Regions from separate parts of the Mus musculus genome. Here region 1 is linked to region 2. A link is a loop called in an ENCODE intact Hi-C map of the cell type or tissue named here. Cell type or tissue: heart. All regions are shown on one strand. Each heading gives the region's core, and the rest is flanking DNA. Links, peaks and the distances in the headings are about the cores only. Region 1 overlaps Wdr59 (WD repeat domain 59). Region 2 holds the start of Wdr59 (WD repeat domain 59).

Region 1 (4,394 bases), core at 139-4,138, 57 kb after region 2:
ACCTCTTTTAACTTTTGGAAATAAAATAGGACATTGCTCCGATAACTGGTTGTCTTTTTGAAGATGCCAGATGGGGCGACACTCTGTGACTTTTTGTTTCCCACGACATTTCTCATTCCTCACAGCCACTTCCTGAGGCAGCTCTGGGAGCTGAAACATGCGCCCATGGTCTCCCATGTCTGTTAACTGGGTTTCCCCAACTAAGTATCTTTGACCTTCAGAAATGATCGCTTATAGAAATAATTCAGGCCTGCTACAAAAGCAAGGTCTTATGTTACCCAGTGTCTCTGTCTTCAGACATAATAGCCTTGCAGAGCCCACACTGTCGTGTCTGAATTAAAATATCAACTAACCCTGTTGAAACTGTCTATGAAGAAAAAAAAAAACCTTTGAATCGTTTCAGGCAAGAACTTTGAACCTAGTACTGAACACCCTAAAGTCCCCCTTCCCCGTTTGTGGGGGATCTTTACTAACTTCTTTACCTGCTATTTTTAAATTAATTAATTAATTCTGGCTTCCTGGTATCTATTTTTGAGCACCTGCAGAATGTAGATGGCCCTGCAGTAGGTGCTTGTTTCCCCATGAGGGTCTTGGATCAAGAGCTTTGGGCCATTTGTTACCTTTTATTTCCTACAGATGCTGATTTCATGTAATTGTGGGGCACGATGTAATTTAAAGTCTCTGCAAATGACCAATGACCCAAATATGATGTACTGTGCAACTGTAGGTTCCCACTCTCCAGAGGCCCCGTTAGTCACTTCTGGTCATCTCCCTTAGAAATCGAGGAGGTGGAAGAGTAAGCGGGAAGGCTCTGACTCCGGCAACCGACCCATTAAGGCTGCTGGCAAGGTCATCATCCAGGATGTCTCGTGCCTCCTTCCCGTTCATAAGTCCTTGGGAGAGCTGTACATGTAAGTCCATGGGCCCAGGCGGCATGGGGCACGGCACCTTGGGAGCTGCAGAGCTTTGTAAAGTCTTAGACAACTTGGGGAAACTCGGTGTGGTAGCTTCTTGATAGTGACTAACAAATTGCCATAAACTGTGGCTTCAAAGAGTGTGCATTTCTTTTTTTTTTTTTTTAAGATTTATTTATTTACTATATGGAAGTACATTGTAGCTGTCTTCAGACACTCCAGAAGAGGGAGTCAGATCTCGTTACAGATGGTTGTGAGCTACCATGTGGTTGCTGGGATTTGAACTTTGGACCTTTGAAAGAGCAGTCGGGTGCTCTTACCCACTGAGCCATCTCACCAGCCCAAGTGTGCATTTCTTACCTCACTCTTTGTGTAGGTCAGGCACCCAGCTTGGTGGGCCCTCCTTGCCCCCGATCTCACCTAACTGAAAGCATAACTTTGGGCCCACCGATGGTCTCTGCTGAAGCTCAGGGTCCAGCAAGCTGAATTTAGAGCCTTCTTTTATTGAAAGACAATAGGAGCAGAGGCTGGCCTGTAGGTCTTCCAAGCCCTTGAACACATCACAGAAAGTGTTATCTTTTGAGATATACCCACAGCACAATACTTTTTAGATGGAAATCACAGTTAGTATGTACACATTTAAATCCCAAACCTTGAGAACTCAACAGAAAAGCTGGTAGCTAATTAATATTTTTCTTATTGCCTCCTCCTGAAAGTGGTGAGTATTTCCGGTCCTCCCCAGGTGGGAACCCTAAGCCCTGCAGCACCTGCTCTAATTAACCCTTCCCAGCCTGTCAGATAGAGGAGGTGTTTTGAGTGACAACCAAAGAGACACTTACCTAGGCTGGTAAATCAGGAGGAGTTCTTGGGAAGTTCAAGTAGAAACCTTCTTAGTCTTGTTTGTTTTAATTTCAGATTGAATGTGAACGACACTCAGGAGACATGTCAGAAGAATGCCACTTCTGCCATGCTTGTGGGAAGGAAGGATCTTGTCCAGGTACTGTCAATCTGTGTTGGTGAGGTTCTGGCCTTGACAATTGTCAGCTAGTGACACTGATAGGTGTGCCCACTATTTGAAGTTTCTTTTTTATTTTCTTTGCCAGTCTGCCCTCCCTCCCTCCCTCCCTCCCTCCTTTCCTCTCTCCCTCTCTCTCCTGGAACTCACTCTGTAGAGCAGGCTGGCCTCAAACTCAGGTCTGCCTGGCTCTGCCTCCCTAGTACTGGGATTTAAGGCAAGTGCCACCACTGCCACCTGTGGGTAAATTTTGTTATTAGTGCTAAGTGGGGAAGATCCTTAAGTGGCTTTTTTCCCTTAAACTATGTGGGTTTATTTTTCAATGCCACAGTGATCATTGTCGCCTAAATTTGAGAATCTGTCTGTACCTTTGTCATTTCACCTCAATTACTTTTTTTAATTTTTAAAAAAATATTTCATAAGAAAGTTTACCAGCGTGTACTTCAAGGTAGAGATGCTCAGTTTAAACATGACTTCATGGGGCTGGAGAGACGCAGAGAAGGCTGGAGCACGGGCTGCTCTGATAGGAGGCCTTGGTTCAATTCCCAGCATCCATGTGGTGGCTCACATCTGTAATTCCAGCCCCAGGGGATCCAGCTACCCCTTCTGGCCTCCTCTGGCACCAGGCATGTGCATGATAGACATACCTGCGGGCAAAACACCCATACTTGTAAAATAGTAGTACATTGTTAAATAGTAAAATCTGACAGTATGTGTAAGATGTCCGTTTCCTTCATCTCCGGAGGTTCCCATGTATTGTTCTTTTTTACTGAGACACGTTCTGCACATCACTAGTCTGCACGTTCTGCACATCACTAGTCTGCACGTTCTGCACATCACTAGTCTGCACGTTCTGCACATCACTAGTCTGCCCCTTACAGTGAGATACTTAGTTCCTAGTGTTGTCAGTGCTCTCATTAGAAACCGTGCAGAGTGTTTTTATCACCCATAAAAAGAAACTCTTGTCTTTCAGTCAGTTCTTCCCATCAGCCCTGGGCAACCGCCAGGCCCCTCCTGTCTGTCTTGCTCTCTGTTCTCTACTTGATGACAAGACTGAGCTTTGGAAGTCACTAGCAGCTCTCCCAGCAGCTCAGAGTTTCCCTCATAACTGAGTGAGTCAGCACGGAGGCCTTCCCTTGATTTTCATTTGATTAAAAACATCCCTAACAGAGGTCCTTGGTCCTGTGAAGGTTCTATGCCCCAGTATAGGGGGAATGCCAGGGCCAGGAAGCAGGAGTGGGTGGTTGGGAGGGGGCGGGGAGAGGAGGAGAGGAAGGGGGAAGGGATTTTTGGAGGGGAAACTAGGAAAGGGGATAACATTTGAAATGTAAATAGAGAAAATATCTAATTAAAAAAATCTCTAAGATTTCCATTCATCTAGTAATGAATATCATATCATCTCTCCCAGAAACCCTTTAAAAAAACTCCCTAATGGTTTAATCTATTTCCGTCAGCCCCACCCACCAGACTCTGAACACTAAGAAGGCAAAATAAGCTAATAGGAATTAGCCAAGGCCAGCTCAGAGTCCTAGAGAACACCCCAGGCAAGTTCTCTCAGGCCTTCAGCCTTGGAGGGGTTTATAGTGTGGGAACCACAAGAATTACCCCCATGGGGGATATGAAATCATTGAAGACTGCCCCACCCCAAAGAACATTCTCTCAACAGGGTTACAGCTTTTCCTTTAAGTATTCTCCCTCTTCCTTATTCTCTTCCTGCATGTCTCCGTTCCTTCCTTCTCTCCTCTCCCCAACTCCTCCCTCCCCAGTGCTTTTCTGACAGAATTGGTATGGAAGGCTAGACCAGTCTCAGTGATGTGGGGAGACGCTTGTCTTCATGTGGGCTCTGCTTGACTTCTGGGCCCTGACACTCTTTCTGTGTGTGATCCCCAGCAAGCTGCCCAGACTTTGTGAACGTCAGGGTCCCTGCTATAAAATGAGCCATACTTCTGACTTCATGAGGAAGTAAATGACATAAAACCTGTGACTGCTCCTAGCTGTCTGGACACCCACAGCTGTATGTGACGGTCATTTGTGACTTGATGATGTGTAAAGACAGAAATGACCTGATTGACAAACAGTGATGCTCAAAGAATTTGTATTGTTTTTCTTCCTGCCCTTGATGAAGATGTACTTCCTGTTTTGTGTCCCTCGCATTTACCAGTGAAGCAGATGCAAGGGCACGCTTCTGTTGAAAGCCTTTAGGAAATGTGTGTTATGGAGGGAGACTCTAACACAACTCAATAGTCAGCCATGGCAGAAAACCTGTCCTGCCATCGTTAACTTTGGCGATGAGTGTGAGCTGCATGTCTGTACTTGGAGCAATACTGGTGTGTCACTTTTTGTATGTTGCCCTTGTGCTGTATCTTACATATCTAATGTTTGCCTTTCCGAATTTTTATTTGCTTGCTGGTCTCAAATTATAGACTTGACTCAAAGTTTGTGTCTTCTTCCTTTCGGGTTTAGAA
Region 2 (4,394 bases), core at 97-4,096:
CACACACACACACACACACACACACACACACTTAAAATCTTTTTAAAAAGACTCAGACACAAAGCATTTGAATAGTCTTACGTTACTTTTGGTTGCACAGAAGGTACCCCTCTGACTTAGAAAGGTCTGTGGATCATGAGCACTGCAGGTTGCATCCATTCAGGGCAGATGTTCACGGAGTAGCCTGCATATGCTGGGCCAAGCAGATTCCAACAAAACAGACCAGGGGCCTGTCTGAGGCTTGGAGATATTAAATTAAGTAAATAATTATTGAATTAAACAGCAGCATAGTGCTGCAGAAAGAATTCAATGGGGACATAACTCACTCTTCACACTTCAAGATCTCTGTTCACACTCTTGTGGGTGGGTGGGTGGTTCAGTATAGTTCTGGCTGTCTTGGAACTCACTCTGTAGACCAGGCTGGCCCTGAACATAAAGATCTACCTGCTTCTGCCTCCCCAGTGCTGGGATTACAGGCGTTTGCCCCCACCACCGTGCACTTTGTCCTCTCTCTCTCTCTCTCTCTCTCTCTCTCTCTCTCTCTATATATATATATATATATATATATATATATATATATATATACATATGTATATGTATATATATACACACACACGCACACACACATATATGAAAAAATATGTATATATGTGTGTGTGCGTGTGTGTGTGTGTGTGTGTGTGTGTGTGTGTGAATACACTGATGCTCTCTTCAGACACACCAGAAGAGGGCATCAGATCCCATTACAGATGGTTGTGAGCCACCATGTGGTTGCTGGGAATTGAACTCAGGACCTCTGGAAGAACAATCAGTGCTTTTTTTTTTTTTTTTTTTTTTTTAAAGATTTATTTATTTATTATATGTAAGTACACTGTAGCTGTCTTCAGATACACCAGAAGAGGGCATCAGATCTCATTACGGGTGGTTGTGAGCCACCATGTGGTTGCTGGGATTTGAACTTCGGACCTTCGGAAGAGCAGTCGGGTGCTCTTACCCACTGAGCCATCTCACCAGCCCACAATCAGTGCTCTTAACTGCTGAGCCACCTCTCCAGACCCTTGTTCACACTCTTAATGAAGCTCACACTCTTTTCCTTTTCATAGTATACCCTTCAAAATCTTAATATACTGAAACACTCAAATGTCACCTTCAAGGTGCCACTTCAGGTCTTCAATTTAGGTTATGCCATCTTCACACATTGCTCGCAACTCTATAATAATATGCAGTTCATTCTGCCAAACATTTATCTACCATGGAGGGACCAACTGTTCTTTTTTCTGGTACTGAAGGGTTCTCTGGGATGCAAGTTTTTTTTTTTGCTGGTTATAGTGGTAAAACCTAGACTGTTCCAGGCAGACGACAGTGAAATGATAGTCACCCTAGCCTACAGACAAGTTTGTCTGACCTTTATAACCAGCGTCTGCTGGGGGAAAGGAGTCTACACCTCCTCTCCATTCATGCAACGATCTTCAGAGAGGAATGCTGGTGACAGTTTATACTTGAGCCTTTACAACATGTCAGGCCTAGTGCTTGGCTCCTCTCAACAGCTAAGTATGATATACCCCCTTCTGTAGACAAAGAGATGCTAAGCCAGTTAACCCAGGACTTCAAAGGATAGGGTTGAAGAGGAGCCAACTAGTATCTACTATGCTAAACTTCCTGATTAATTTTTATTTCATCCTCAAAAATTGTCTAAGACTCCAAAAACTGTGTGGATAAAGATATTGCTAGTGTTAGAAATTAAAACCATGAATAGGGAAAAAAAACCATTATGGTTAAATGGCAACTACCATTAACATTAATTACACATCTTCAGTGAAAAAAAATAACACTTTTCAAAACCAAAATGATGTTATCAAAAAGAGGGTCAGCCGGGCAAGTGGTGGTGCACGCCTTTAATTTCAGCATTTGGGATGCAGAGGCAGGCAGATTTCTGAGTTCGAGGCCAGCCTGGTCTACAGAGTGAGTTCCAGGACAGCCAGAGCTACACAGAGAAACCCTGTCTCAAAAAAAAAACAAACAAAAAAAAACCCAACCAACCAACCAAACAAAAAAACAAACAAAAAAAGAAAAGAAAAAAAGAAGGAAAAAAGTCATGTCGTTTAATATTCAGTTTAAACTTCCTCTCAGAGTAAATTCCCTCTGTACTACACATCCTCGGGAGAACTATACCGCACAGTGATGTTAGTAAGATTATAAAATTGTTTTTACCTTTAGGGACTTGTTTTCTCCTCCACCCCCAAAGTGTTGTTCGTGGAGAACCTCAGGAACTACTTCAGAGGCACGGCTGTACAGCATGAAACAAAAAATTGTGCACTCAGATTTTTCAAAGCCTTGATGGCAGGAATCAGAAGAGGTTTTTTCCCTTGGTAGGGATGTAGGTTTTGTTTATAGGCTATGTGTAGGAGAATACGGGGATACCAACCAAATACCAGCAAAAATACAGGACAACTGCCATCTACTCTCTGAACTCAGGCTCTTCCTGGGTAACTGACGCTGTGCTGACATTTGACTACAATTCCCAGCAGAGCTCACGGCAGGGGGCGTGTCGGCAGCCGCGGGGTGCCCAGGTGACTCGTACTGATGACGAAATGAAGGGGCGTTCCTGTTTTGGGGCAGACCTGGTCCGTGGTTGGGGGAGAAAGCAGAAGAGGCGGGGTCTATCATTGGGGTAGCCAATCAGTTGTGGTCAAGTGAAAGGGAGAAACTGGGCGTGGCCGGATTTATTAGCAGGCTGTGTGGGGCTTACTCACGCGGGGAGTCTCGGACTTGGGGGTGGGGTTGGGGGTGGAGGGTCGCCTGCTGGCACCCCACGATCGGGCTAGTGAGATGGCGGCGCGCTGGAGCAGCGAGAACGTGGTGGTGGAGTTTCGAGACTCTCAGGTGAGCTGTGCGTGAATGGAGCCATCTGGGAATGGAGCCATCTGAGCATGCGCTTTCCGTGGTTTACACCCTCACCCGCCCCCCCCCCCATCCCCGCACCCCTGCACCCCCGCCTTTTCATCCATCCCTTTGCTCAGGGTGGGAAGATGGACGCGGTGCTCATCTGGAGCTGTCAGTCAGGATAGCTAAGGAAGCTTTGATTACTGGTCAGGACAGTTAGGGCAAAGGCGTGTATGGCCTTTAGGGTTCCAAACAGGCTTATGGTCTTGGGACGCCAAGATAGTGATTGTAAATGCTAAAGGGATTCTGACCTTGTTCAAGGTAGTGAACTGGGGGAGGTGTCCACTCCCTGAGGTAGTCGACTGCACTTGGTGACTTCGGGAAAGTTGCAGAACTTCTCTGAGCCTCAGTTACTTGGACCAAGTCTCACCTTGGACCATTTTGGGGGTGAATTTGTGAAATACTGTTTTGCGGAGCATCTGTTTCAGCCTAAGTGGTTGCTAATGTGGGAAATACTCTGTCGTTGACAAGATACATGTATTGCTTAGATTGGACACCTGTGAGCCCATCCCTCACATCACTCTCCACGCCTCGGTTTTCTTTTCTTTTTTTCTTTTTTCTTTTTCTTCTTTCTTTTTGGTTTTTCGAGACAGGGTTTCTCAGTGTAGCCCTGGCTGGCCTGGAACTCATTCTGTAGATCAGGCTGGCCTCGAACTCAGAAATCTGCCTTTTTCTGCCGCTGCCTCCCAGATTAAAGGCAAGCGCCACTACTGCTCGGCTATGCCTAGTTTTCTTACCTGTAGAAGGGAGGTTATTATACTTACAGGACTGGCATGAGAATTTTATGAGGCCACATGTTTAAGAAGTGTGGCACATGGCAAGCTTTAAAAATTGTTAACATTGGAGGCCTGCAAGGTGGCTGGCAAAGGCACTGCTGCCAGGCTTGCCAGCCTGAGTTCCAGGACTCACATGTCAGGAAGAACCAGCTGCCATACAATGGTCTCCTTCCTCCATCTGAAAGACTCCGAGAGGAGCCCCTCACTCAGGCCTCGGGACAATAGTGGACACCCAAGAACTCAGGAGAGACCAAGCTTGATGCAAACCACACAAGGCTTTATTTGGGGAAAGCCAGAGCTCTGGAGACGACTCATATCCCACGCAGGGGTAGAGGAGTCGACCACGAGGGGAAAAGGGGCCCAGTTTTTATAGGCCTTCAGGGGGAAAGGAGAGGGAGGGAGAAGGGGATTTCCAGATCTAAACAATGTCTATTCTCAAGAAATGGGTATGGGAGGGGTACAAGGAAAGAGTCTGGTGCAGGTGTAGCAACTCTGGATTGGCCCGGCTGTGGTTGCTGGGGAGATTTTCTGACTCTTTCTCAGCAACCAATATCACAAACACCTGGCAATGGGCTTCATCAGTGGGCACACACATGGGTTCAAGGAATGGCCAAAACATTGGCAGACAAACGGCTTCAAGGAGTGGCCAGAGCATTGTGTACCTCTATTTTTCTA

The links. A loop is a pair of places that touch in the nucleus more often than their neighbours do. Peaks named below come from ENCODE experiments on the same cell type or tissue, not always from the same donor. Only the 100,000 strongest peaks of a DNase experiment are listed, where the experiment ranks them.
Region 1: a loop joins it to region 2, with 2.3 times the contacts of the local background. A loop is called at or near these places in 1 of 42 quality-filtered maps.

Annotation. Positions count from the first base shown.
Region 1 is chr8:111,463,306-111,467,699 of GRCm38, reverse strand. It overlaps Wdr59 (WD repeat domain 59), which reads left to right. Exons shown (of 26, transcript NM_001170742.1): 19 at 778-911; 20 at 1,830-1,911. Among named protein-coding and RNA genes, the nearest start is that of Gm24793, 47 kb to the right of the region's middle. In heart, for the core only: a CTCF peak has its summit at 2,179; a DNase peak (open chromatin) is centred at 2,979.
Region 2 is chr8:111,520,417-111,524,810 of GRCm38, reverse strand. Wdr59 (WD repeat domain 59) reads left to right here and starts at 2,704. Exons shown (of 26, transcript NM_001170742.1): 1 at 2,704-2,883. The coding sequence starts at 2,830. In heart, for the core only: a CTCF peak has its summit at 2,543; a DNase peak (open chromatin) is centred at 2,620; H3K4me3 peaks cover 1,347 bases; H3K27ac peaks cover 1,066 bases.